Regions from separate parts of the Mus musculus genome. Here all the other regions are linked to region 2. Evidence: chromatin loops called from intact Hi-C (ENCODE). Cell type or tissue: heart. All regions are shown on one strand.

Region 1 (4,000 bases), 57 kb after region 2:
ATTCATTGAAGAAAAGTCTATTCACAAGTGTCAATGTTACTTAAAACTCCCCCAAAACCAAAGAGAAACCAACTCTATGCATTGAAGGCAATGGGCATTCAAAGTGAAACTAAACCTTGCTTTAAAAAAACTTCAAGAGTTTTGAGGTTAGAAGCCCATGTTATGACAGTGGACAGTTTCTAAAGTAGGTGCTTTTGTGTCATTAAAGATAGAGTACTTATGATTCTTTTCTTAAGGTCATTGTGCACATAACTTAAATAAGGGTCTTTTGCCTTTTGGAATCAGTTCTATGTTTATGGAACAAGTAGATTTACTTATAATTTTTCAAATGTGAGAAATGGTGATTAAACTGATAAGATACAGAGAGACATAATAAAAAATGTGATGCTTAGACATAGTGAAATATGAACAAATTATCATGAGGAGTAGAGGGAGGTGATCAAAGTAACCTCAGGCAAAAGCAGGACTAAACGATATATATTTATATATACATACGCAGACACACAAACACACACACACACACACACACACACACACCTCAAACTGAGGCCGACTGCATCAATGTGTGTGTGTGTGTCCGTCCGTGTGTCCGTGTCTCTTAGTTTCTCCGATTTGCTAGCACCACAGTCGAGTAGAAGGTATGAGAAAACCTTAAGTAGAAGTGGCTTGGAGACCTCTGAAACAAAAAGCAACCGTTCAGGCATTTGCATCACTTCCTTCAGTGGTTACTTCTCTTCCTGGATGGAGAGCAGGGCTGCCCTCTGCCTTCCAAAGCCAACTGTGTCTAGTTATCAGCAAAAGAATATGATGATGGTTTGTCATGGCTTAGCAATCTCCAAGTGACATTTGACTCTTTCCTTAGTATTGTCTGGAACCCCAAACTGAGGCCGACTGCATCGACAACATCAATGACTTCCTGAAAGGATGTGCAACTCTTCAAGTGGAAGTAAGCTTACTTGTCTTGCCTTTGATGTTGCCATTATTTTCTGCTCTCTTAATTAAAAAGTCCGCAAATGTAAGGATTGATTTTCGCTGCCAGTAGCCACAGAGTAAATAGAGGTAGAGAACCCTTTAGAGAATCTCCAGTGGAGATTGATGATGCCCAGTAGTGTCTTTCAGAACCTAATACTAAACAAAGCAAAACTATTGACTGGAAATGGTGGTACACACCTATACTCTGCAATAGTAAGGTGATGGAGACATGGAAGTCAGAGGGTCAAGGTCATCCTTGGTTATACATTTAAATTTTGGGCCAGTCTAGGCTACATGAAAGTCTTTTTCAGAGAGAGACTGAGACAGAGACAGACAGAGAGCAAAAAGAAAATAACAAAACAACAAAATGCAAAATTGATGACTTTTAAATGCAGCTTCTTTCTAGGAGATCAAGCTTTGTGTGGATGTGCTTCCTTCTTAATGGAGGTAATGCCAGCCAGAGAGTCACTGGCAACAGCAGTAAAATTAATCTTCCAAAAAGAAATGGCCCAAATGAGCAACCTTGAAAATATACATACAAGTAACATTATATGGACTGAGCAGATTGTATTTAGGAACATATATGTACATGTTTATACATATACAATGTGGTAGCAATTAATGGGAAAAGAGGCCATAATTTTTAAACATTTATTTATTTATTTTATGTATATGAGTACACTGTAGCTGTATACAGATGGTTGTGGGCCTTCATGTGGTTGTTGGGAATTGAATTTAGGAGCTCTGCTTGCTCTGGTCAGCCCCGCTCACTCCAGCTCAAAGATTTATTTATTATATGTAAGTACACCAGAAGAGGGCGGCAGATCTCTTTACGGATGGTTGTGAGTCACCATGTGGTTGCTGGGATTTGAACTCAGGACCTTTGGAAGAGCGATCAGTGATCTTACCTGTTGAGTCATCTTGCCAGCCTGAGGCCATAAATTTGAAGGAGAGTGGAAAGGGGTACGCAGGAACATTTGGAGCAAGAACAGGAAAGGGAGAAATGCTGTAACAACAACAACAACAATAAAAGAAACAGAAAAAGAAATGGCCTTTTAAAGCCCATTAACACTTCCGAACAAAGGGAGGCCTTGAAACACTATAAGAACCTGGCTGGCCTTTAGGTCACAGCTGTACTTAAGCAGATCAGAGGGAGAGGTTTGCTTGCAATGCACAAGGCCCTGGCTTCAATCCCCAAACCCAGAGCAAAACCAGCAAAAAGCAAAATCAAAACGCAAGCCACATTAAACTATGTCGTATTACATGTGCATGCACAAATTATCTCACTGAAAAGGAGGGCACGCCTTTCGTGTGCTTCCATGTTGTTTTTGTAGTATGGGGAATGGACCCCCATCATTCGTGGGCCACTCCTTCATGCCCTCCTATAAGCCTTTGGGTTGTGAAAGAGACACAGCACTAACCACATTGTCATGGTGTTTCAGGGTCAAATGAGATATTGCTTAATTCTGTAGTCTTAAGAAAGTCAACCTCCTAAAAAGAATGCGATAATTTGTGTATTATCTTCAGCTCAGGGCCAGGTCAGAGGTGTTTTACATTACTAAGAAAATATTGTCTGGGTAAGTGGTAGGAGTTTGAGCATAGACTCTGGTGCTAGACTTCTTGGGTTTAAATCTCAGTTATTGTTCACTAGTGACATTGTGACTAGTGACATCTGTTATTTTACTATAGTGACATTGACTAGTGACATCTGTTGTTTTACTATGCTTCTATAACTTGGCTTCTCCACCTGTAAAATAGGAATACTAGTGGCACCTGCATGATTTGAAATTTCAATGAATTAATATATGTAAAACCCTGGGAAGAGAGCCTGGGCCATATATTTCTTCAAGGAGCTATTTATCACCACCACCACCACCACCACCACCACCACCACCACCACCACTACCAGCAACAGCAGCAGCAGCAGCAGCATTATCAGTAACTGCTGTCTCAGATGAACTTTGTTTTCTTCAAAAGTTTTCTTCAAGCTAGCTGGCTAGAGTGATGCAAAACTCTAAACTCAGCATTTGGGAGGCAGAGGCAAGTGGGTCTTTGTGAGCTTCAGGCCATCTTGGTCTACACAGATAGTTCCAGGCCAGCCAGGACTACAACATGAGACCTTGTCTCAAAACTGGCCTTTTGTTTGTTTGTCTGTCTGTTGTTTCTCTCTTTTTTTTTTCTTGAACCCAACCTTAATGTAAAGTTACATCTGTGTCAGAATATCTTATTCCAATCTTCCCTGTTTCTCAGTTCGGGGGCCCCATCAGCCACCTTGGCATTCATGGTCCATGTGGCTTCAGAGTATGTACAGGATGCTGTCTACTGAGGAGCAGACCATGACATTTTCATGTTTAATTTTTCAGATAAAAACATGGTGAAGTTGCCAGTGATTTCTGTGCCGAAATAGGCAGAAGGTGTACTGTGCTTCTTTGCAGTTCTAAGAATACTAGATGAAACAGAGACACCTCCTGCTGCTGCAGCTCTTGGGGGTTTTCTGATAACTAAAGATTATTCCTTTAAGCAAAAATGCTTAAAATGTTTTTTTTTAATCAAAAAAAGTTCTTTCCACTTTGGGTAGAAATTTTACTAAAAAGTATATCAGACTTAGAGGATATGAACATTAGAATAAAAGAATATCAGATATTATGGTTATCACATTCCTTTTGTAGCTTCATAGATATGTGTTAGAGTCAGTCCACGCCTGTATCCATGTTTCTGTCCATGTGTGTGTGTGATATGTACTTACACTTTGTGGGTACATATGTATGGACAATGTTGGTGTCTTCTTCTATGCTTTCCAGGTTACCTAAACTATTTGAAATAGTCTAAATATGTACAGATGAGTTTTAGAATCATCTTGTCCATTTCTTTTGATCCTTCCTTCCTTCCTTCCTTCCTTCCTTCCTTCCATAAAATATCTCAGTAAACTTGAAGCTTGCTCTTTTTGTCAACAAGCCCCTCCCCTACTCAGCATTGGGATTATAGGCAGTTGCTAACCTTTCCATGAATGATGGGGACCCAACTTTTG
Region 2 (4,000 bases):
TGGCTGGGCTGGAGCTTACAAGGATCCCCCTGCCTAGGGTTCCCTCTAATTAAAGGTTGTGTGCTCCAATGCTCATCTCTTAACATTTGTTTGTGTGGATTAAAATTCAAAGAGCAGTCATTTGGGGACAGGACCAAGCTGCTTGTAGCCATAGCTAACATCAAATTATTAAGTATTCAACATTGCCCTTGAACTACTCCTTCTCCTTTCTTTGTGTAATGGCTAGTCTTTGGGGGGCAATTTAACAACATCTGGAATCAACTAAAAATCCCCAAAATGGAGGGCATAGGTATATGAGGAATTTTTGCCTAATTTGAAGTAGGAAGGTCTACTTGTTGTGTTTGGTGTGTGTGTGTGTGTGAGAGAGAGAGAGAGTGTGTGTTTTGAGACAGGGTTTCTCTGTGTAGCCCAGGTTGTCTTGGAACACACTCTGTAAACCAGGCTGGCCTCAAACTTAGATCTGCCTGCCTTGCCTCTGAAATGCTAGGATTAAAGGTGTGTGCCACCACACTCAGTGCAAGATCCACTTCTTATCCTGACCTTTCTGGTAAGACACACCTGTAATTCAGATCTTTTGATGTGGGAAGACTATCTGGGTCTTGAGGCAGGAAAACACACCTTTAATCCAGATCCTGAGTACTAAAACCACTTTTAATCTGTGCTATACTTTCCAAGTCCTAGATAAGGGCTTGGAATAAGAAAGCCTTTGCTTTTTGCCTGCTTGCTCTCACCTTGCTAGCAAGTGCATTCCTTCACTGGCATTAGAGCCTACTTTTTAGGGATTCTAGCATCTACTGAAGACCAGCCTCTACATCCAGCCTCGTGGACTGAGGAACTTCTGGGTTCATAGTCAGTCATTGTCGCATTACCTGGTCCACAGTCTGTAAGTCATTCTAATAAATCTTTCCACATATCTCATATATATTTGATTTTGAATTGAATTTTTGTTATGTATCAGAAACCTTTTATTATTGCCACTTTTACTACTATGCCCACATTCAATTCTATCACCCCATATGAGGAAATATGATCCATAGTATAAAAGGCTGGTATCTAAAATCGTTTTTCTTGGGAGGCAAAGACAGGGATCTCCAGCCTGGTCTGCAGAGCAAGTTGTAGGACAGCCAGACAGGAACAGAAAAAGAAAAAAGGAAAAAGGAAAGAAAAGAAATGAAAAGAAAATCCCCTCTAGGTTAAATTGTTATTTTTCTTTCACAAGCAGATAAAAATTTAGAATGCAGAACCTGGTCTGGTAGCTCATGCCTGTAATTCCAGCACTTGGAAATCTGAGGCAGGATCAGAGCTGTGAATTCCAAGACCACTCTCAGCCTGACTGGTACTGTCTCAAAACACAAAACAAATTAAGAATGCTCACTTAAAGTTCAAGCATGCTTGGTAGCATTTTTTTTTTTTTGTTTGGTTTGGTGTTTGAGACAGACTCTAACAAAGCCAGTCTGTGCTGAAACGCGTAACTGCCCTACTTCAGCGTCCCAAATACTGGGATGAAATGTGTGGGTAAGCACTCCCAACTATCGTCAGGGATTTTTGTTTGACAGTCTTAACCCCGAGGCACCTGACTCTGGTCTCACTTGCACAGAAATCAAGTAGGTACTCAGTAATCGTTCTATATGAATGATATTTTTGTAATGTCATCAAGTTCTGTTTTCACTTAACACTTACTTAACAGATTCTTCCAATGTATTACTTATTGCTCAAGAAAATTTAGCCAGTTATTGAGTATCAACGAAACTTCTTTGTTTCTTATTTCTATAACGTTGGCATTCTACCGTTTTTTCACATTGCTTTTGGAATTAGGATTTTCATGCAAAAGTAAAAGTTTTGCGCCTTGTTTGACCTAATAGGTTGCTCAATAAATTTACTTCTCTAGTCAATAAATCCCGTCCAGTGTTTTAGCATATTTAGCGAAGCTAAAAGGCGCCTTGGAGGAGAATGGATGGGGGCAGGGCAAACGGTTAAAATCCGGCACCGGCCAGAACTTTAAGAGACACAGGAAAGAGGCGGAGTGACTAGTGAATGACAAAGGGAACAGCCAATGAAGAATCTGGGAACCACTCCCTCCCCTCCCTTCGTGCTTCAAATTCTAAGCTTAATTTCCATCCGGGTTCTTCAGCCTCGTTCCCGGGTAGTATAAAGATTGCAGTCTCCTTTGTTCGCCCTCGTTGCGCAGTCGTCCTAGCGTCATTTCTGTTCCGTTCTGAAAATCGGTAGCTGTCACTGGTGCGGCGCTGCTCGGGAGGTCCGGTCGGCGAGCTCAGAGGAGCTTGAGACCGTCGCAGTCCCCTCGGGTAGGACTTTCCTTTCCTTGGCCTGTTTTCCATACAGACTTGTTAGAGCTGGATGTCATTTGTTTCCCGGGAGATAGTGGCGGCGGGCGCCATTTTAAGACACCCAAAGGTGTCAACCTATTTAAAGCAGAAGGGGTGGAAGCAGCACATTATGGGGTCAGTTATCTGAGTGCGTCTCCCGGAGGTTTGGCTGTCCCCTGTCGCGGGAGGGCGGAGGGCGCAGCTTTGTAGGTGGGGCGGGACGTGCTGGGACCGCGGGAGTAACACCAGAATAGCGTCCGTGCTAATGATAGGCTGGTGGACTTCTGAGGCTTCCTCTGGTCCTTGGCGGCAAGGAGAGGAAGCTTTCTGAGTTTTCGCTGCAACTGTCAATGCAAAAGTTAGTTCGTCCGGAGGCTGTTGGTGGTTCTGGGTTCGTTCCAAGTGTCGCCATTTTGTCTTTAACACGCGGTTTTTAATGAGTCTTAATTAGGTGTCAGGACTGGAAAAGAGTGTTAAGAGTGTGTGATTCTGAGTTCCGTTATCTTCGGACTCTGGCACTTTTTCTTTTCGATCGGATAACTAACAATCTTTCGTTGGGCTAGATGCAGCGACTTTGTCCTAAGGTAGAGATTTGTCCCTAAACTTAACTAGGGAATCTAAATGTGGAAAGGGCTTGCTCCTTACTTGGTGTGTCTGGCTGGTGACCTTGAATGAATAGGAAGTCTTTTATACCTTTGGCTTCGGGTTGGGGGCGGTGGGGCGGATAGCAAGTAGGTTGATAGGTAACGGAATGTTTTAAAGATAAGAGATCAAGACCATAGCCAGGTGTGGTGGCCCCCTTCTGTTAATTCCTGCACTCTAAGGTTGCAATCTTATATTAAAAGTAAAATACATTTAAAAGTAGCCTTTTTAAGTGTTGAGTAGCTCTTCATTGACTAAAAGCAGGGCAGATGAAGATGGTAAATTAGGCAGGCCCTTTTAACCCTGTTAATGAAAATTGCGCTGCACTGTTAGCCAAAGTATTTCAATTGATTTTCTACCACACTTGAGGTTTATTGGTATCTTTAGTTACTAAAGAATAAAGATTTTAACAAAACATGAGCCATAATTAAGCTGTTCAATAAACTTTGGGGACTTTCTACAGAGAGATAATAATACCATTTTTCAGCAGACCCCCATCGGTTAAGAGGAAAAATGGTTGAAGCAGATCGCCCAGGAAAGCTCTTTATTGGTGGGCTTAATACAGAGACGAATGAGAAAGCCCTTGAGGCAGTGTTTGGCAAATATGGACGAATAGTGGAAGGTGAGTTATCTAAAATCGTATGATATATTAATAAAATTAAAAGACAAGCTGTGATGAATTTGAATCCACTGATCTTCCGACATGATAAATGCATTGTCCTCTAAGAAGTTCTGAGCTTGCTTCTCGCAGATGTGCGCTGATTATCTTTGTTTGAATGAAACTAAACCCCACCCCCCCAACTGTTTCAGTTCTTTTGATGAAGGACCGAGAAACGAATAAGTCAAGAGGATTCGCTTTTGTCACTTTTGAAAGCCCAGCAGATGCAAAGGATGCTGCCAGAGACATGAATGGAAAGGTATGATTGTCTGCTTAATAAAAAGGTGTTTCTTAGTGACAAAAATAACTAAAAAGTGTTATCTAAGTTTCAGTCCAGCAGAGCTCTGAAATTTTTATTTTGTGTATGCATGCA
Region 3 (4,000 bases), 160 kb after region 2:
TCATAAGAGACTGCCTTAACACAAAGTAACACATCTCACAGGCTGTCACAAAAGGAAAGCATTTGATGTGGAAATCAATACATTTCACTGTGAACAGGGACAGTGTACCACAGATGCAACCTGGCTGCACTTCTGGCATGCTCGGTTCTAATAAGTTTTGATGAGCTGGGGGAGGAGAGTGAGAGAAGTTTTTATTGTGAAAGGTAGGGTGGAAATGGGGACGAGGAGACACCAGAGCATCCCTCATACAAAATCTGACCTTACCTCACCTCTGAGCCACTTGTTTTTCTACTTTGGTGTCTAGCCCTGTACTCAGAGGTAAAAGCTCAGGCATGTGATCTGCCCTAAGAAAAAGAGCAGTTTTGTTCCTCCTTCTTACATTCCCTTGGACATGTAGGAAGTATCCCGCTTGACACTCAGATGTGGCCAACATTTCAGCAGCATCATGGGCCAGTCTAATGTCCTGTTTCCCTAGAAATGACTGCTCTTGGCTTTCTTTTATCCATCCATTTATCTTCTGCATACTGATGAAGGGCCATTCTCCGAACACAGAAAGGGAAACACATCTTCCCTCTGGGGAAATGGAAGTGGTCAAGGAAAGCAGTGAATGTATACCTCTGTGCAGGATACTCTTCCAAAACAGTGACCTAGACAGTGGCTTAGACAGACCAAAGATTATGTCTCTGAACCCAGAGAGGAAGGATCTAGATTGCCAGGCTGGAGAGGCAGTGTGGGCAGAGAGAAGTGAAGAAACCTGAGTTTTGTTGCTGAGATAATCTCCCATCTCCACTGTACCCACCACCAAAATAGCTTTAGGCTGCTCTGCATTTCCTAGAGGACCATGGAAGGAACGAGTGCTGCTTCTGCAGCCCGTTTTGCCGTGTTGTACCCCAGAGCAGTGCTGCCTCTCAGCCCGATCTTCACTGAAATTAAAGAATTCCCAGTGATCATGGGATGTGCTGTGTGACTCTTGGAGGCATGCAGAGACTGGGTGATCAGTGATGAGCTCTTTGCTCTGGGAAAGGGAAAACAGAAAAGTCTGGGACTCCTACCACATCAGTTCCCCTTCTTGAAGACAAAATAAGGTCATTTGGTCATTTAGAGTCCCCTATCGGGAAGTGTAAAAGTGGCATGCTTGCCCTTTGAGTACAAGGGCATGAAGAATGTCTCTGCTGTAACTACAATAGAAAGGAACAAATACCTAGGTCTGCCTCTGATAACTCCCTACCCCATCTTACATGATCGTGATCATCACTTACAGGTACTCGTAAAGATTCTGTTCCACAAGTTCTACTCCCCGAGGAAGAGAAACTCATTATTGAAGAAACCAGAAGTAATGGGCAGACCATCATTGAAGAGAAGTGAGTAGAGAATGTTGCTTTCTTGACATGTCTGGGGCCTAAAGTAGGCATGACATCCTGTCTTAGGGCTTCTGTTGCTATAATAAAACACTATAACCATGAACAAGTTGGAGGAAGAAACTGTTTATCTCAGCTTACAACTCTCAGGTCACTCTCCAACGTCTAGGGAAGCCAGGGCAGGAACTCAAACAAGGGTGGAACTTGGAGGTAGGAGCTGATGCAAAGGCCGTGGAGGGATGCTGCACATACATAGTCCTGCTCAAGAGAACAGGCTAGAGTCCAAGTTCTTCTCTCAATTTGCTGTGTATTGTCAGGGTTATTGCCTGGGCTATTGTTAGTGTCACCCTGGGCTAGCTCTTCCACCTCTCTGAATTTGTTTTCCTCATCTGTAAAATGTGAGTGATGGAGATACTTTCTGTGTTATTTTTTGATCACAAAATGTTTTATAACCTTTATAAAGGTTAGCACTCAAAAATGTATGCCCATCTATAGTAATTATTGTTATTAAGAACATTATTATTGATATAGTAGTCATCATTAGCCTTGTGAAGGCTGCAAGGGATGTAGTATTATCCTTATTTCATATATAAAGTAAGTAGTAGCCATGACAAGACAAAAAGAAAACTGGTTACACATGTTCAAAATGACAGTAAGTGACAGAATAAAAACGAAAACCTAGGGCCTAGAGAGATGATTCAGTAGTTAAGAGCACCAGCTGATCTTTCAGAGGACCCTGGTTAAATTCACAAGACACAGGTAGGGCACCTAGCTCACACTGCTTGAAATTCCAGTTCTAGGTGATCTGGCGCCCTCTTCTGGCCTCCTTGAGTACCTGCATTCACATGCACATAAACGCACACATCAAACATAAAAATTAATCTTAAAAAAAAATCCCCAACTAAAATCTGATCTGAAAGTTCCTTGATTTGGAAGAAATCGAGAAACAAGGAATGCCACCACTAACCAGGGAACTTCATCATCATTTTTTAAAAATTATTATTTTTTTAATGTCCTAATTCTCTGTTATGAAAGGTTAGCTAAATAAAGAGTAATACCATAGCATGGCTATTGTAGCATATATAGGGTCTTGTGATAGCATAGCTTTAATTATATTGTAAGTAATATTTACCCCTACTCTAAAGCTGCAGCAATAAAACCAAAGGATGAGACTCTTTTAAAAATTGAACTCATAGGAGCAGAATAGACCAGAAGCTTGGAGGGGGTAGAAGAAATAGGTGATGGTGATAAAAAAAAAGTTTAATGTTCATTTGTATAGGGTGATAGGTAAGTTTTAGTCTATCTAACAGTGACTATAATTAATAGCAATATATATTGGTTTTTCAAGACAGGGTTTCTCTGTATCGCCCTACTGTCCTGGATCTCACTCTCTAGACCAGGCTGGCCTTGAACTCAGAAATCCATCTGCCTCTGCCTCCCAAGTGCTGAGATTAAAGGCGTGCGCCACTATGCCCGGCTTTTTTTTTTATAGCAATATTTTTTTAAACTTGAAATTTACTAAGAGCATTGACCTCCTGTGTTCCCAATACTCTCTCTCTCTCTCTCTCTCTCTCTCTCTCTCTCTCTCTCTCTCTCACACACACACACACACACACACACACACACACACACACACAAATTGTAGCTATAAATACATGTGGTGATGGTTGTGATAATAATTTCATTTATGACATAATTTCATAAGACAAACACACCAAAGCTGTATACTTTAAATATTATACTTTAAATATATCATTTCAAATTTGTCTACCATGTCCTCAAATTGAAAAAGAAAACACATTTCATTGTTGCAATCTGTTATGTTCTGGTCACATGAGCTGGGACTGAGAAGTGAACTGTGCAGTATAGAAATGATGCTGTAACATGGTGTTGAAATGAGCATATGTGATGAGAGGTTTCCTCCTATGAAGAGAAAGGATGTGGGTCATTCTTTCTCCCCATCAAGTAGAAACCCACTGATATTTCCATCTCTGTATTTATATAGAATGGTAGGCTCCTTATTTATCAGCACTTCAGTACCAACCATTCATTTATAAATTTGCTCTGTATATTTTAGGAGCCTTGTTGATACTGTCTATGCCTTGAAGGATGAGGTCAAGGAACTGAAGCAGGTAATGCATTACCAAAGCTATCTTCTCAGATAAAAATAGAATTGCTCTGTCTTCTTTGCCACTGGGAGAGGGATTCAGGAAGAGCCCAGGAGCAGATACTAAGGGAGGGTTGCTATTTTCTTTGTGGTATCAGGTGGGTTTTATTTATTTTACCATATGGCCTTGAATTTCTGAGCCTTTCTATTTAGATATATACAGCAGAGTCCCAAACTTAGATACAGCTTTCTTGTTCCCACACATCTTTTAATAAATGTAAGCAAGCTCAGGTATGGTGGTACCTGTCTGCAATCCTAGCCATTAGGAAGGTTGAGGTAAGGACATCATGGATTCGCTAGTCTGGTATAGCAAGACCTTGTCATGAAAACAAATAAAGGGAATAATGAAGGAGATATAAAAGAGGAAAGAAGTTAGTAAGGAAAGATGGAAGAGAGAGTTGTCTGTGGTGGTTTGTGAATTTATGGGCAGTGTGGTCCTATGTTCCATATGTGATAAGACTGATTGTACCTGTGA
Region 4 (4,000 bases), 1.1 Mb after region 2:
AGGCAGGTGGATTTCTGAGTTTGAGGCCAGCCTGGTCTGCAGAGTGAATTCCAGGACAGCCAGGGCTACACAGAGAAACCCTGCCTCAAACAACAAACAAACAAACAAACAAACAAAATAGAAAGATGGTGAGGGTCATGCTTCAAATTCGTAATGTGAGGCCAATCTCTGTAACTCTTTCAGGAATGGAACACTGGTGTTGCTTTAGTATTTACCACATGAGGTCTGTTCTAATGGTTTCCACATGGGTTAATCCATTGCAATAGTGCTCATTGTACAGGTAAAGGTAAGGGTGTGGAAATTCTGATGAGAGTATCTATTCCAACTAAACATTTGGGAAGTGGGGAAATAACTGTAGGATGAACAACATAAATATCTTCACTTGGTTGATGCCACCCTAATAATTTCCCCAATTCCTCCATTGCTTTACAAGGGGGTGGGGGGACAGGGGTGTGTGGCAGTTCCCACTGAATTTTTTGATCTGCAGAGAAACAACCACAGAGTTCCTAGAGGTTTAGTTAGTGAGAGGAGATGAGGTGGGTTGGGGGCTGGGAGAGTGGGGGGCTCTATTTTAAAAACCTGCCTGTTGGGTAACTAGATCTTTAACATTCTACTCTCCCTAAGCCTTAGTATATAGTATACCAAGGCTGCTTAATCCTTTCTACTATATTTAATGCAAGCTTCCCTTTGGTTCACATTTCAGTGAAACGACTAGACTTCTTTCTACACCCCATGTACTGTTTACAATAGTTTTTGGCAGTAATTCTCACTCCACAGATGAATGAGATGGTGTCCTGGCCATTGAACCCAGTTTTGCATGTGCTAAACAACAGCTCCACTGAGCTAATATCTCCAGCTATTTTTTAAAAATGATTTATTTATTTCATGTGCATGGATATACCATTGCTGTCTTCAGACACACCAGAAGAGGGCATCAAATCCCATTACAGATGGTTGTGAGCCACCATGTGGTTGCTGGGAATTGAACTCAGGGCCTCTGGAAGAGCAGTCAGTATTCTTAACCACTGAGCCATCTCTCCAGCCCATATCTCCAGCTCTTTCTAACTCCTTGAGTTTTACCACTAAGTTCAGAATCACTGTGCCCTGGCCCAGTATCAGTACATTCAACTTGATCCAACTTTATGTGCCTCCCACTTTATCTCAATTTTTTTTGAAACTGTGAAGTTTTGGTTTAAAAAATAATAATTTTTTGTATCAACAAAGAAAAAGAAGCTCTAAAATTTGAATGAAAAGCAAGGAGGGGGGCTGGTGAGATGGCTCAGTGGGTAAGAGCATCCGACTGCTCTTCTGAAGGTCCGAAGTTCAAATCCCAGCAACCACATGGTGGCTCACAACCACCTGTAATGAGATCTGATGACCTCTTCTGGTGTGTCTGAAGACAGCTACAGTGTACTTATATATAATTAATAAATAAATCTTTTAAAAAAAAAAAAGAAAAGCAAGGAGGGACACATGGGATGATTTTGAGGGAGAAAAGAGTGCAGGGGAAATGGTGTCATTCATAATCACATATTATTTTTAGATTTATTTATATATTTATTCATTTATTTATGTGTTTAAATGTTTTTGTCCTTCACATGCATGCCTGTTGCCCAAAGAGTCCAGAAGAGGGCAGCAAATCCCACAAAACTAGAGTTAGGAGTGGTCATGAGCCACACAAAAGATGAGTTCAGAGAACCTGATCTTCTGCAAGAGCCACCAGTGGTCCTAACAGCTGAGCCATCTCCCCAGGACCTGTCCCACACTCTTAACATCTGCTCACAGTGTATAAATTTGTGTGTTTGAGTTGGAAAGCAAACTGATCTTTAACTGTAGCATATTTTGTCCTTGTATCTCACCTTTTGAGGGCTGCTAGAATTTAAGACCATTTTTCAGTCTAGAAATAAGCAAGGTTGTCTATGAGGGAAATACTGAGGCAAATCATCATTGCCTTGCCAAGCAACTGACTAACAGAAGCCATTAAAGTTTCTTCAGGGTTCATCTCAAACAGGCAGAGAGATACTGTTTTGTTGTTTTTGTTTGGTTTGGTTTGGTTTGGTTTTAGGAGACAAGTTATCTCTATAGACCTCTGGGTGTCCTGGAACTCACTAAATAGACCAAGCAGACTGTCTTCAAACTCTAAGAGACCTGCTTGCCTCTGTCTCTGCCTCCTGAGTTATGGGATTAAAGGCCTGAGTGTCTGGCTTGAAAGGTTTTTTTTTGTTTGTTTGTTTTTGTTTTTTTTTTTTTTTTCTTGTCCAAGAAGACTCAGTAGAGTTTAGAGATTCGGTATCCACAGTTTTAGCAGGATCTTCCCTTAAGTCCACATCCCAGTGTTACAGAATAGCTTTCCTTTTCCATCAGTGCCTTTATGAAGAGTCATTCCGTTCAGCTTTTAGCCCGTGGCTACAGGAGATAAGGGCTTCCTTTGGAGCACGTATGGAAGCTTCCTGGTTATTGTTGTGCTGTTGGATCTGGGAATTTGAATACCAGAGTTTTTCTGTTCTCATTTTCTCTAGCTCAGTCAAGACAACTAGCTAGCCTCATCCTGTTCCTTCCTCAGTTGTAATAAAATGTTCTAAGATGCCCAGTATGTGATCACCTCAAATCTTAACCTTTCATAAGTATTTTGCTAAGATTACCTAATACTGACATTTCACTTACCTATATTTCTTATCATATCACAGACGGTCTTCTTTCACTCAGGAAACTGAGTCACTGCAGTCAGATTAAAGAAACAGTGCAAAGAATCTAACCTTAAGATTCTGTTCCCAAGAACCACTCTCAGTACTAAAATGTGATTCAGATAGGGTTGTTCAGAGAAAACAGGACTGGAAGGCTATCACACACACACACACACACACACACACACACACACACACACACACACGAACACACACGCCCATGCACACTAATGCATGCATAGCTGTTGAAATATGAATACATACTAATACAGGACCATACACATATAAACATATGTATACTTATGCATATAGGGACCTTTATTTTAAGGAGTTGATTTATGTGATTATGGGGTTGTCAAGCCTGAAACCTATTGTGCAAGCTGACAGGGTGAAACCTGTAATAGAAGCAAAAATGTTGGCAACTTGAGGCAGAATTTCTCCTTTCTCTAGAACAATTCATTTGTTCTCTAACTCACTGCATGAGATCCATCTATCTTATGAGAAGTCTTCTTCTTTAATCTTTTACTTTAGTCAGTTAATTGTGGACGGATCAATCTATAAAGTACTTAGATAACTGTTTGATCCTTGGCTACTGTAGCCTGCCCAAACTGACACATGGTAATATCATCAAAATAGTGATGCCAACCTAGAGTGATCCCAACACGCTGAAGGCAGAGGTCAGCCAACACTACATAGTGAGACACTGTCTCACAGAACAGAGTTGGAGATTTAATTTTATAAGGGATGGTTACATTATTTTCCAGAATGAATATAGCATTTTATATTACAGTCAGTGATGTATGAATAAGTCAGTTTTTCTTCATGGTTACCAGCATTTAGTGTCAGCAGTGTTTCTTAATTTAGCCTTTATCATACTATGTATGTATTAGCTTAATATAGTTCTGATTTGTACTTCTAAAGCATTGTCCTCCTATGTAGTCTGCCTGGCTTGGACCTTGCTTTGTGGACCAAACTTGTTTTGAATTCACATTGATCTGCCTGCCCCTGCTTCCCATGTGCTGGGATCAACACTGTAAGCACTAATGAGTTATATTTTTATGAGTTTATGTGCTGACTTCCCCCATAAAATACCTCTGATATATTTCTGTTATTTAATGCAGTTTTTAAATAGAATTTTGAAGTATCTTTTATATACCTTTGACGTTATCCTTTTTTTGGACATGAGGTTTTAAATAATTTATCCCAGTATGTAGCTTATTTTTTATATTATTGGCATGATTTTTCACAGAGCAGAGTTCCTTACAGTTTTATGTTTAATATATCAGTGTTTGTGCCAGGAAGTGGTGGTGCATGCC
Region 5 (4,000 bases), 68 kb after region 2:
CTCGGCTTTTGCTCCTTCCTTGGCTACTGGGGTGCTGAGGCAGCTGCTGCCACCACCGCCACAACCACTGCCGCTGCTGCTGTTGCTGCTGCTGCTGCTGCTGCTCTGCCCTGCGCCGCTGTCACTTCCAGTTCCTACTTCTGCGATCCAGGTCCGGGTCATAGCTTCCCCTCTGCTGGCCCGGTCTCTCCAGGCTGCTCTCTCTCCCTGGTTCTGGCTCCAGGCAGCAGAGCTGGGTCTGGAAGAACCCTGGGTCCAGGCTCCCACTGGCCTCCAGCTTCCCTGCTGTGGCCGTCCCGCCGGGGCACGCCTCCTGTAGCCCTTGATCTGTGCTCTAGAGAGAGAACTTGAGGGCAAGAACCTGACTTCCCTCTTTATTAAAATAAATACATAAATAAATACATAAATACATAAAATCCCTTGCCTGGGGAGCTTGGAGGCACAGAAAGGAGTTTGGAGACGGGCTCCCCCCTCCTCACGCGTCCAGGAGCAAAGTTGCAGCCGCCCCTCCCCGCTGGCCATACCAGCGGGCTCTCCAGTTTCGCCCTGGTGGCAGCCGCGCGGGGCAGGGTCCCAGCTCCATCTGGGGACAGTGTTTCCCGCAGCCTTGGCACGGGCTGGCGGCGCTCAGCAGCCCCGTGACTCTGAAGGGCGAGCCACTTCCGAGGAGGAGGCTGGAGGGAACGAGCAGCAGGAGGACAACCAAGCAAAGCCAGGTGACCTGCCTGGGGGGCAAGGGGTCAGGGGGAGGGGAACTACAAGGGCCTGATGTTGGGGGGCTGGTGGAGCCAGAGGAGGAGCCGCCCTTCTTCTAGGATTGACCGCCTAGGTCTGCAGCCCTAGCCGCCAGTCTGTTCTTTGCCAGGGCCTCTCCTTGGTGCCGTGTCTGCGTACCCAGAGCGGGGGCGGGGGCCAGGGCTAAGGGTGAGGACGCGCCAAACTTAAGGGCGGCTGTCCAGCTTCGGGCCGCAAGGTTTATAGCAGACTGGATTCTGTCTTTTCCCCTTCCGCGAACCAGAACAAGAAGTCAACGGTACTGTTTCTGATATTAATTTGATGCTCTCCCAAGCTGGAGCAATCCTTGCATTGGGGAATGTTTGACACAAGTCTGTCATAGGTAGGAGTCCTTTTCAGATGGACTCTGCCTGGTATTCAGTGTAGCTGTAGTTGATTTAGAGTATTCATTTTCTATTCACTGAAGGACCCAACAGGTATTCCAGCTATTTCATTTCTTAGCCCTGGAGTAGAGAGCCCTCGAGTTTATCTCTGTCTCCTCAAATATCTTTCTTCTCAATATCTTATATTTTTAGTTTGGGTTTGTTATTGGTTTTGAATGTAGGAGTGACTCATATGCCCCCCTTCTTAATGTGTAGTGGGAGTAAAAATATACTCAAAGAATGTACTTTGCTCTGAAACTATTTTTTTTTTCAATAAAAGCTTCCCATAAACCAAAATGCCACACAGAACAGGATAAATTTGGGCATATGTTTAAGTTTTTAAGGTATTGGTTTTAAAGGTTAGATTCTAAAGTCCAGACTGCTTTTCGAACTTGTATTTGCCTGGAAAAATCCAGTTTGTCCTTGAACTTCCTATCTTAATTTTGACATTGACCATGGTAAACGGATCTCTGATGACATCATTTGCTCCAGCCACAGTTCAGCGTTCCGCCACTGAGAGCACCTCTGCCCAAATCTGTAAGGCCTGGGCCTGCCCTTGGACTTGAGCAGATTTCTCTTAAGCAAAATATTGTGCTACATGCCAGGCAACGCTGCAGTCCCTTCTTACATAAGCACACTCCAGGCCCATGTGGTGCAGGGTATGCTTGGAACAGCAGTTAAACCAAGAGAGGGGCTGTTTCCACGCCAGTTGCTGAGGGATGGCTGAAGTTTTGCATACAGTAAATCAGCAGCTAGAAATCTCACCTTGCATGTCTTTAGTACTTACATCTACTTTTCCTTAGTTCTCTTTTCCTTCTTTTCCTTCTTTTTCTTCCTTTCTTTCCTCCTTTCCCTCCTCCTCCTCCTCCTCTTTTGGAATGCTTTCCACTTATCTCAAATTCCACCTCACCATGCCCTTATAAAGGACATTTGAGAGCAGGCATTTCTTCCAGTGATCAAAGAAATAGAGAAGTTTGGTTAAGCAGAGTCGCTTCTAGTAGTAGAGCCAAAGAGCTAACTGGGAGCTAACTCAGAGCTCTTGCTTGGGGCCTACCTAAGTCTTGTTTGTGTTCTCTAAAAGGTGATACTTTGTACAAAAGTGTTTCATTAAAAACATTGCATGCATGGCCTGTGGCTCTGAACTACCTGGTTTTTGTGTTAGCTGTGGCTTTGGCCTCTTCTGCTCACATAGCCTCCGCTCTGTAATTAGGGCTGAGGGCTGGGCCGGGAGCTTTTGTTCGCCCCCTCTGGTCCACCACTTTTCCCATCATCTTCAGGGATAGCAAGGGATGGCTAGAGGGAGCCACCAGGACCTAGAAATTTCCAAAACGTGTTTGACACCATTCATAGAGTATTGCTTAAGCCTCTAGAAATTTGTTCAGGGGCCAAAGTGAGAGGACAATGCTTGGTTCATTTATAGCAATGTGCCCATCACTGTTCTTAGGGGCTCGTTTGCAAAGGTGAAAACAGTTGAATACCATTTCTCCAGCAACTTCCATGTTCTAGACCTTGGGATGAATGCTTTAAGTATATTATCTCATTTAATCCTCACGATAATCCCTATAGGCAGGTGGCATTGTACCCATTCCATAATGGTGGAAACTGAGGTTTAGGGAAGATCCATGCTCATGCTGTACCCTGGCAGTGCAAAGCAGACGTAGAATAGTCAGCTAGACCTCATGCCCTGTCTTGAACCAGGTTGTAGCCACTAGTGAGCCACTGATAACATAGCGGAACATCGAAATACTTGGTTTTCAGACATGAGTACACATTAGAAATATTCGGGGCGCTTTTGAAACCACAAGTATTAGAGTCTCATTGACCAGAGATCCTGACTTGTTTTATAGAAGGCTTTTGCATTGGTATTTTTTAGATGTTTAAGCCAGTTTAGTAACATTAATTTCTAAAAATTGAAAATATCCTAAATATTTACCTTGACAAATCCCTGCAAACTGATACACCCATATACTTTTCATTTGGATTAAACACCAGGACATTATCAGTGCCATTGAGTGCCTTTTGTGCCTTCTCAGTCAGGATTGCTTGTGGAGGAGCACCTGACTCCTAAGAGAACAGAGTGCTGTGGTGGGTTACCTGTCTAGGTGTATGAGCTGGATAGTAAAGTGTGTGCTTGTTTTCATAAACTACCTTGCACTAAGCATAATATTTGAATAACTAGCACGTTGTCGGTACTACTGTTTTATTTATTATTTTATTGCTGAACAGTATTCCATTGTATGGATATGCCAAATTTTGTCTTTTTCTATTTACTCACTGGTGGACATTTCGAGTGTTTGCAGGGGTTGTGTGTGTGTGTGGTTGTTGTTGTTTCAATGAACAATGTTGCTATGAATATCTTTGTGGGTATCTCCTGAAGAACATTTCTGTTGAACTTATGTATAGCAATAAAGTTGTCGCTAGGTCATAGGGTATGTATATACTCTGCTTTAGGAAGTACCTCCAGAAAGGTCACTAAAGGGACAAAACATTAAGTGTATGTACTTTGAAAACTATGCAAGTGATTCTGGTTTGCATCTAGGGTTGAGAAGCACTTCTCTAGTTTATTCACATTTTAGCAATCTAGCCACGTCAAGCATTTGCTGAGACCATAAGAAAAGACATACTAAACAGTGTAGTGGCACAAGCCTGTAATCCCAGCACTTGGGAGGCTGGAGCACAAGGATTGTTGGGTTGGAGGGAAGCCTGAGGTACATCATGTTTCAGGCAACCTGAACTATAGAGACGGAGAAGCAGACGGAAGGAGAGGGAGCTGTTGGGTTAAGTCATTTATATGCTTTACACAGATTCTTTTAGAATGTTTACTTTATTATGATTATTGTAAT
Region 6 (4,000 bases), 800 kb after region 2:
TTGTCCTTTTGTAAGGAATATATGCTACTGCAATTGCTATGGATCAAGCACTGTGTGTAGAGGGTCCAGAGAACAGTGATGACTATGACTTAATGTGATGGGATCCAGTTTTTCAGATTTGAAGAAACTTAAGCATACCAAAAGACCACAGGCTTTTAAGAACTAGACTGAATCTCTGTAAAGATCTTTTCAGTGATAAAAACACTCTTTGTTCTTCACCAACAGTTGTTCACCCTTCATCCAACATGTTTGTATGCAATGCCTGCTGTTTGACAATGTTCTAGAGAGGGAGAAAGCTGTCTTCTTGCAGCTCCCATCCTAGAGTGGGAAGAGAGGCAGCAAACAATAGCAACCCAACAAACATAATAAAGAAATAACATCGTTTAGAAGATGATATAAAGTCAGAATAGAATAAGGAGATCATACCTGAGAATGCTTCAACTTTCAAAGGCATGGTAAGGACCAGCAGTACTGACCAGGTACTGGTGAGTCAACTGATTCAGATGACACAGTTCTTTGGAGACTGATGGGAAAGAATGGTAATCAGGCTTCACACTTATTTTGTGATATGACATCAACAAAGCTGTGCCACTCAGCCAGGGGCACTGAAGTAACTTATATAGAGTTGAGGGTGTGAGTTACCTTTGGCCATAAAAATGTCGTGCCCACAGGGTTTACTCACACGCAAATGAATACTCAGCAGTGAGTAGCTAGGAATGCTGATCTGGAGCTAAGGAGTTATGGTATTTGAGGTAAAGTTGTTGATTTGGAATCACTGGAAAAACTAAGCTGGTCTGAAGTGGAAATGAACTAATGAGCTTGCTGAGAGTAGAGCGAAAAGAGATCCAGGAAAAACTCTCCTTCTGAATGCCTACATTTTAGGAGATGAAGATAAAAATGGAGAAAGGTTACAGTTGTGTGCTCATCAGACTGTTTCCAACATCCCTTTATTCTCCCTTCATACATTCTAGCTTTCTTCATGACAAAACAGTCCCGCTGTGCTACACTCTCTTTTGTGTGGATCTTGCTCATAGAAACGTAAAGCAGAAAGGTAAGATGTTGAACCAATGCTCTGAGCGTCCCCAACATGCGAGAGTTCAGGGCTCCATACCCCCCAAGTTACTCTCTACACTTTATTTACTTCCTCACGTTGATGCCCTTGCAACCTGCCTCGGTAACCGTTTCTGAGGCCAGAGGCATAAGAAAGACTTAGTGAAAGGAAAGGACTCTGTTGGGAGGAAAACCAAATCAATTAACCAATTATCAAATACCAAGTACCAGGCTTTCGAGTTCTACGCCCACAGCCATTTAGCAACGCCACCAGCCCCACCTTCTTCTCCTCCCAGGCCTTTCCGTAAGTCCCGCCCCTTCTCCAAATCCGGCGCGTATTTGCGGACGCTCTACCTCGTCTCCCCATTGGTCTCGCTCGGCCTGTTCTTTCACGCCCCCAACTCAGCCCTGCCTCTCTCCGGGAAGCTGCACTGCGCAGTCGCAGAGGAGGCCTCAGGCCCTTTTTCCGTGTCGCTGTCCCCTTCTTCCCGGCATTCCTTTTTCCGCGTTCTCTCGGCGGCTCTCTGGGTCTGGCCACCGCCGGCACTTCGCGCCCAGGGCTCTGGTGACGTCATGTTCCTGCGCCGCGTGGACGCCCGCCGGTGAAAGGAGGAGTACCTCTGCCGCCCTTCGTCTCCTTTTGTTGGGCTGCCGCTCCTTCTGAATCATGGCGCCGTCGCTGTGGAAGGGGCTTGTAGGTGTCGGGCTTTTTGCCCTAGCCCACGCTGCCTTTTCAGCTGCGCAGCGTAAGTAACTGAGGGACTGGGACCGCTCGCGTGGGGGACACCAGGGGCTGTGGGGGCGCTCCCCTAAGGGACTGTTGAACCCAGTGCAGGAGAGCCGTTTTAGGTCGGGGTGACTAAGTAAAGCCGTGCAGGGTCCTCAGCGGAGGGCTTGAGATCAGATGGCTGAGGAACACCTAGATTGCAGGACGGCCAGAAGAGGTTGCTGAGGTTTGAGAAAGAATTCAGACCGGGACTCTGTCCCAGAACTCCAGACACGACATGCCATATGCAGCCTAGGTAGCTAAGACAAAGTGTGGAATTGAGAACTTTGCATGCATGTGGCATCGTGACAGCTAGCTAGACAGCATCCCGGCCACTCTGCTGTCCAGGCAAAGACGGAGAAGTTAAGTGACCGCTTGCCTCAGGGAGGCACTGTGACACGGGGAAAGAGCAGTGGACTGGTTTAAAAGGTTGGTTGTTAACATTTTGCTTAACTGTTAAATCTGTGTGACCTTGGGCAAATGATAACGGTGCTGTATGGTGGGTTTTTATTTTTGTATTTTTTTGTTTTTTGTTTTTGTTTGTTTTCTCAGATCAATAATTGAAGTTGCTTCTGCTTTTAGGTGCTAGAGGTTCCTTGATTCCTTTAAGGGAATTCTTAGACTAGTGGAAAAACTAGTGGGCCAACAAATAATTGCAGTAAGATAATGTGAATGTTCCAAAGGTGTGTGTGTGTGTGTGTGTGTGTGTATGTGTATGTATGTGTGTATGTATGTTCATGGGGAGTAGTAATTTGGTGGGACCCTGGGGAAAGTGCCTTAGAGCTTTGCTGCTCATAGTGTGGTCAGTAGAGCAGCATCGTGGACATCACCTGGGACCTTGTTAGTGTCTACTCAGGCTCCACCTCAGAACTGTTGAATCAGAATATTCGTTTTAATAAATCCCTGGGTGATTTATAGTTTGTGAAGCACTGTCCTGGAGGAGAATAGGATACACTGGAGTACTGGTTATTTTCGAAGTAAGCTTTGGCTCTACTATAGTCACAAAGCAAGTAAGGCCCTTGCTTGAACTCCAACAGCCTCATTTTCCCAGTGAAGAAATGCCTAGCTGAAGATAGTCTTAAATTTCCAGAGTAGACTTCATTCAAACAAGAAAGTTAGCTAGAAGTGTGTCATTAAAAGGTTAATCCAAACAGCATATGATATTGGATTGATTTTGCTTTTATCCCTGTCCTTACAGGCTCTGTAAGTTCAAATATACTCTGCCTGCATATTTTTTTAAGCAGACTCAATACATTCACACAAGTCATTTTAAGTCTAGAGTACATTATGAATTAGGGATTGTCCTATTTAATCTAGAAGTGGATTGTCCTACTTCATCTAGAATAATATTGTCCTGCTTGATGTAGAATTAAGATTTTGGATTTTTATATTTTTCAAGTGCTAAGAATGCCTTGTGGACTGAAGCAAGACCTCTGCACTGCTCGTGCTGGCAAAAGACTGCCATTTACCTTTGACACTAGTTGTGTCATGGGAAATTGTGGCAGCAGATAGCATCCTATGGTGCTGGAGCATGCTCATCTCTGCCATAGTGACCTTTGATATAGCAGAGCTCTCACTGTTCATACACGAAATAAACCCTGTTCACCTTTCACGTTCCCATTTGCCACAGAGGAAACTGAGGCAGTGCAACTCTGTTCACTTTCCCATTGTAACATTCTGCAATTGAAGTAAGTGCTGGAGTTGCTGAGGATGTCTTGAATGAGGTACAGTAAATTGTAGTAAACAGAAAAGCTGGTGCTATGTATGACTTGGGGTTACCAGTTTCTAGATCCTGATCGCAGCCTTCAGTCCCTTGCAGCCTGCAGAAGTGAAGGCAGCAGCAGAATTAAGCAGTAGCAAGGACAGAAATTGAAGTCCTGGAACTCGAGTTACATCACTGCACTGAAGAGGAACATTTCCATACCAGTTTTCACTTTGGCTTCACTATGCAGTGGCAGGGTCATTGAGCATTGAAAATGTTTGTAGTCCTATTGATTGTTAAATAGTTATGACTTCTTTGACTACTTAGTGAAAGAAACAGTTTCAAAATTTCTAGAGTTTCTATACTAATGAAAAATTATGCTTAGTTCTTTCGGTTTCATATTTGCCATCTGTCACTTACTTAAGGTGATAAGACAGGCCTTGACAAGCATAAACTAATTCATAAAGATAAGGCTAACTATA
Region 7 (4,000 bases), 50 kb after region 2:
GCCTACCCACACAATTTTACTCTCTCTCTCTCCATCCTCCCTCTCCTCTCTCTTGTTCATGTGTGTGGGTGTAAGTAAGATTTCAGAAAATGGAACTATCAAGTGGTCAATGGGAAATCATAATGTCATTGTGAGAATGCAAAGTTATATAATTCTTTTGACAAAATGACAAATTATTTGGAGGTCTCTGCAAGGTCTGAAAATTATATGGGAGAGATGGAAATATCTGCTTCAGCTCATGATTCGGGAAGGTGCTCTTGGGTTGTATGAGAAAGCAAGTTGGCTGATACAGTGTTCCTCTCTGGCCCTTGCTACAGTTTCTGTCTTGGGTTTCTGCTCTGCTTTCCTTTCACGATGGAGTCAAACTCATATAATAAACCTCCATAGTACGCACTAAAGCTTTCGCTCCCCACTTGCTTTGGGTCATGGCTTTATCACAGCAACAGAGAACCAAAGTAAGACAGCCTGTAACCCTAGCTCCTGGGAATTGGAGACATGCAGTTTCTGGTCTTACTGGCTAGCTGGTTTAGTCAAAACAAGGGGTTCCAGGTTCAGTAAGAACTTTTATCTCAAAAAATATATATTGTGGAGATCTATAGAGATTGCTAGCTGAAGTCAACCTCTGGCCTCCACAAGTATATCTGTAGGAATGTGCACCTGTCCACATGTGTGCACACATATGCATACCACACATAAAAAGAATTAACAGCCAGGTGTGGTGCATACCTTTTGCAATCCCAGAACTAGACATAAAGTTTAAGACCAGCCTGACTATGTGAGATCTTGTCTCAAAAAGAAAAAAACAAGGGTAGGTATGGCGGTTGGCCCCTATAATCCCAGCACTGAGAACTCAGGTTCTCAATGTCTGTACTGTCTCTCTACCCACTGAGCCATCCTCTCAGCCCCTCTTGATGCACTTCTTTTCTTTTCCTTCCCCCTTCCCTTCCCTTCCCTTCCCTTCCCTTCCCTTCCCTTCCCTTCCCTTCCTCTTTCTTTCTTTCTTTCTTTCTTTCTTTCTTTCTTTCCTTCTTTCTTTTTTTCTTTTTTAAGTTTTGAGACTGGATAGTTCTGGTTATTATGAAAGTCACTATGTAGACCAAGCTGGCCTCAAACTCACAGAGATCCATCTGCCTCTGCCTCCTGAGTGTTGGGATTAAAGGTATGTCCGCCATGCCTGATTTTGACTGTTAAAATTTCCCTTTTCAAATCACTGTAAGGTTTCCCCATCCTGATTGAGCTTCAATCAATTCACTTTGCAAGTCTGAGACTAACCTAGGCTACAAATATAAGATGCGAACAGTAACAGATTTGAGAATTGGGGTATTGAAGGACTGGCTAGAAGTAAAATTCATACAGTGTACAAAAGAAGTACAGGGAACTCTAAAAGAATGTAGGACTAGCAGATTAATATAGGATAGTTGATATGATGAATATAATATGCTACATTCAGGGCCCCATGGACTGTGATAACCACCTCTTGACTCATATCTGAGCACCAGGCCTTGTTAGAGACCATGTGCAGCTTGGTCGACATCAGCTGTCCGCAATCCTCCTGAAACTATGCTCCTCTGGGGTGCTTGTTCACATGGGAGGTGTCTCACCAGGGGCACTTGTTACAGAACCACTCAGGGGTAATGGTAAGGAACAGTCACCCCCCCCAATACATCAGAGAAGCTAGGGCTACAGAAGGTGAGTGTGAGGAGGGGGCTTAGCCAGAGTCTGTAGCCTGAGGAAGCAGGAAGTAATGTGGCCTATTTGTCTCTGTCCCTCAGTGATAGAACCTAACACTATGCCAGATGGCAGGGCAAAATGTATTTGAAAATCCCAGGTCCATTGAGAGAACATGTATAAAGGCAATCTGAGAGGTACCACATCAATCCCAGTCAGAGAAACTCTGAGAACTGAGGAACTGAGTGGACATGGTGTTGAGTTGTTCCCGTGGATAACCAAGCAGACATTGCCAGGGATTGGAGTGGAGTAGAAGGTCAGGAGGCAAGCTGTTTCTTGAAGTGTGACCTCGGTCTGTCTGCATCTGAGTCAAGTGGAAGACTCCAGTGCAGTTCTTCTGAAGTAGATATAGTTCTACCAGATCTTTTGTTTTCACAAGTGACAACTGAAATAATAAGTCAATTGTGAATATTTCAAATGTATAACAGACAAGAAAATAGTATACCAGGTCCCAGATTAACTACCCATCAGCCAGCTCTAACATATGCCTCATTTCCTGTAGGTTTTTAATTTCTACTTGTTTCAGCTCAAATTCTACACCCATTCCATTTTCTCTGTTGTAACCAGGAGGTTACCATGGTGCATATTCTTGTTTGTCCATCACCGCTTTAGGCAACAGAAAGCCTTTGAAGAGTTTTATCTCTCTTTTTTAAAGTAGGGGTTTCACATAACCCATGCTGGTGTCAGTCAAACTTACAATGCAGGCAGGAATGGCCCTGAATTCCTGATCTGCCTTTACCTCCCAAGTGCTGGGATGACAAGTTTCCACCATCTTGTCTAGCTCCTTTTTGTAAAAAGCAGAATGTCCCTAGAAACAAACAAACAAACAGACAGACAAACCAAAATTAAATAAAACTAGCTACCTGGAGTCTTCTGGAATATTCATTAGGTTAAGAAGAGGTAGATTCAGTGGGGCAGAGGGTGTGAAGCTCGACTTTTGGTCTTTTTCCTCAGGCCCTTCTGGGAAGCCTGCTCTGTTCTTGTGACCTCCAGTATCTGTTTTCACCTTCGTTCCCAGCTCATCAGCTCTGTTATCTTCACCTACTTCCCACGTCAGCCCAGGCTCTGTGATTAGTCACGTCACCTAGAAGGTGGCCTGCCCTGATGTTGTTCTGTAACAAATGTAACTTTTAAACTTCAATGTTAACAACTCGTTCTTTTGCCTTGCTGTGCCGGTTTGTGGCCCTCTCCACCTTTCTTCTGTTACTTACAGTCATTTGTGATAGCTAAATGCTTAAACTGAGGGAGAAAGATGGAAGTGATCAGGCACATCTATCCTCTACTAAAGTGATGGCAGGAGGATTGCCATGAGTCCCAGGCTAACCATGGCCAGACAGTGAAACCTTGTCTTCACAACACAAAACAAAACAAAAAGCAAAACAAGGCAGATTTTTAACCCGTGGACAGTGGCCATGACCCTAGTTTGGGTTAAACTAGATTCCTAAAGTGATTCAGACCTAACTGGTCCTCATAAAATATATGCAGTAGCCCAATAATACTGCCAGCCTTTGTTTGCCTGTGGAGTAAAATTTGCCTGAGCAATTGTGGTGCTGTCCAAATGACATAAAATTGTGTTGAAATAGGTCACACTGAGGAAGTAAATGTATCAACAATTGCATTCTGTTTATTTCTATTACATAGATTTGGCCATGGCTCAAATCCAATTAAAATTTTGCTCAACTATATTTATTTTACTTATAAGTACAACAAGCCAAAACCACAGAGGTAAATTCATCATTTTATACAACTATGGATAAACCCAACTACATCACCGAATCTCAAAATGTTGGTGTTAAAACACAGAAAACAAAGTACTGAGACGGGTGAGCGTAGAAATAGCTTAGAAACAGGAGACTCTAATTGGCTTGGGTTGTGTGCAAGTCCCTCCTTTGCTAATAATGCACCTAGCAACATGTTGACAACCTGCGACCCCCACATCCATCTGCCTTAGGCTGCACATAGACCTGCTTTAAACAGTAGAGATATGTTACTCTCTTTAGCACCACTTTGATAATGTTGAGCCCTTGAGTGCCTTCACTCATGTGGCTGCTATCAATCTTGATAGTGTGCTTACTTTGATCCGGACTGTGGCTTCACCTTGATTAAAGTCTCCTTGCTACTTTCAAAATATATGGGAGCCCTTATTTCGGTTCTTTGATTGAGAAACCAAGAATCTGGAAAAACCGGGTCCAGATTGTGACCACCAGTAATAGCACCATGCTGTATATTCCCTTTATGCAAGATCCTTGAAAATACAGGCTAGCATAAATGG

Evidence for each region. Hi-C counts contacts between places; a loop is a spot of excess contacts. Peaks named below come from ENCODE experiments on the same cell type or tissue, not always from the same donor. Only the 100,000 strongest peaks of a DNase experiment are listed, where the experiment ranks them.
Region 1: it touches region 2 in a loop (3.0-fold over the local background); 7 of 42 quality-filtered maps call a loop at or near these places.
Region 3: a loop joins it to region 2, with 4 times the contacts of the local background. A loop is called at or near these places in 4 of 42 quality-filtered maps.
Region 4: it touches region 2 in a loop (5-fold over the local background); 2 of 42 quality-filtered maps call a loop at or near these places.
Region 5: a loop joins it to region 2, with 4 times the contacts of the local background. A loop is called at or near these places in 6 of 42 quality-filtered maps.
Region 6: it touches region 2 in a loop (3-fold over the local background); 2 of 42 quality-filtered maps call a loop at or near these places.
Region 7: a loop joins it to region 2, with 2.0 times the contacts of the local background. A loop is called at or near these places in 5 of 42 quality-filtered maps.

What each region holds. Positions count from the first base shown.
Region 1 is chrX:57,333,898-57,337,897 of GRCm38, reverse strand. It overlaps Arhgef6 (Rac/Cdc42 guanine nucleotide exchange factor (GEF) 6), which reads left to right. Exons shown (of 22, transcript NM_152801.2): 2 at 863-946. Among named protein-coding and RNA genes, the nearest start is that of Arhgef6, 2.8 kb to the left of the region's middle. In heart, CTCF peaks have their summits at 742 and 1,782 (motif pointing right); no DNase peak of the experiment used is centred here.
Region 2 is chrX:57,391,158-57,395,157 of GRCm38, reverse strand. It overlaps Rbmx (RNA binding motif protein, X chromosome), which reads left to right and starts at 2,122. Exons shown (of 9, transcript NM_011252.4): 1 at 2,122-2,306; 2 at 3,460-3,591; 3 at 3,780-3,886. The coding sequence starts at 3,483. It overlaps Snord61 (small nucleolar RNA, C/D box 61), which reads left to right and starts at 3,649; the gene lies at 3,649-3,710. In heart, no CTCF peak of the experiment used is centred here; a DNase peak (open chromatin) is centred at 2,087; H3K4me3 peaks cover 2,710 bases; H3K27ac peaks cover 2,066 bases.
Region 3 is chrX:57,234,347-57,238,346 of GRCm38, reverse strand. It overlaps Arhgef6 (Rac/Cdc42 guanine nucleotide exchange factor (GEF) 6), which reads left to right. Exons shown (of 22, transcript NM_152801.2): 20 at 1,262-1,361; 21 at 3,436-3,490. Among named protein-coding and RNA genes, the nearest start is that of Cd40lg, 24 kb to the right of the region's middle. In heart, a CTCF peak has its summit at 2,184 (motif pointing left); no DNase peak of the experiment used is centred here.
Region 4 is chrX:56,338,155-56,342,154 of GRCm38, reverse strand. No RefSeq gene overlaps it. Among named protein-coding and RNA genes, the nearest start is that of Gm38625, 6.2 kb to the left of the region's middle. In heart, a CTCF peak has its summit at 1,619 (motif pointing right); no DNase peak of the experiment used is centred here.
Region 5 is chrX:57,322,828-57,326,827 of GRCm38, reverse strand. All of the region lies in intron 2 of Arhgef6 (Rac/Cdc42 guanine nucleotide exchange factor (GEF) 6), which reads left to right. Among named protein-coding and RNA genes, the nearest start is that of Arhgef6, 14 kb to the left of the region's middle. In heart, a CTCF peak has its summit at 1,669; DNase peaks (open chromatin) are centred at 177, 577 and 1,767; H3K4me3 peaks cover 1,290 bases; H3K27ac peaks cover 975 bases.
Region 6 is chrX:56,595,581-56,599,580 of GRCm38, reverse strand. Mmgt1 (membrane magnesium transporter 1) reads left to right here and starts at 1,637. Exons shown (of 4, transcript NM_146234.4): 1 at 1,637-1,796. The coding sequence starts at 1,718. It overlaps Gm36239 (a long non-coding RNA gene), which reads right to left and starts at 1,389. Exons shown (of 3, transcript XR_386934.2): 1 at 1,279-1,389; 2 at 427-523; 3 at 1-318. In heart, a CTCF peak has its summit at 2,199; a DNase peak (open chromatin) is centred at 1,490; H3K4me3 peaks cover 2,009 bases; H3K27ac peaks cover 819 bases.
Region 7 is chrX:57,340,949-57,344,948 of GRCm38, reverse strand. No RefSeq gene overlaps it. Among named protein-coding and RNA genes, the nearest start is that of Arhgef6, 4.2 kb to the right of the region's middle. In heart, no CTCF peak of the experiment used is centred here; no DNase peak of the experiment used is centred here.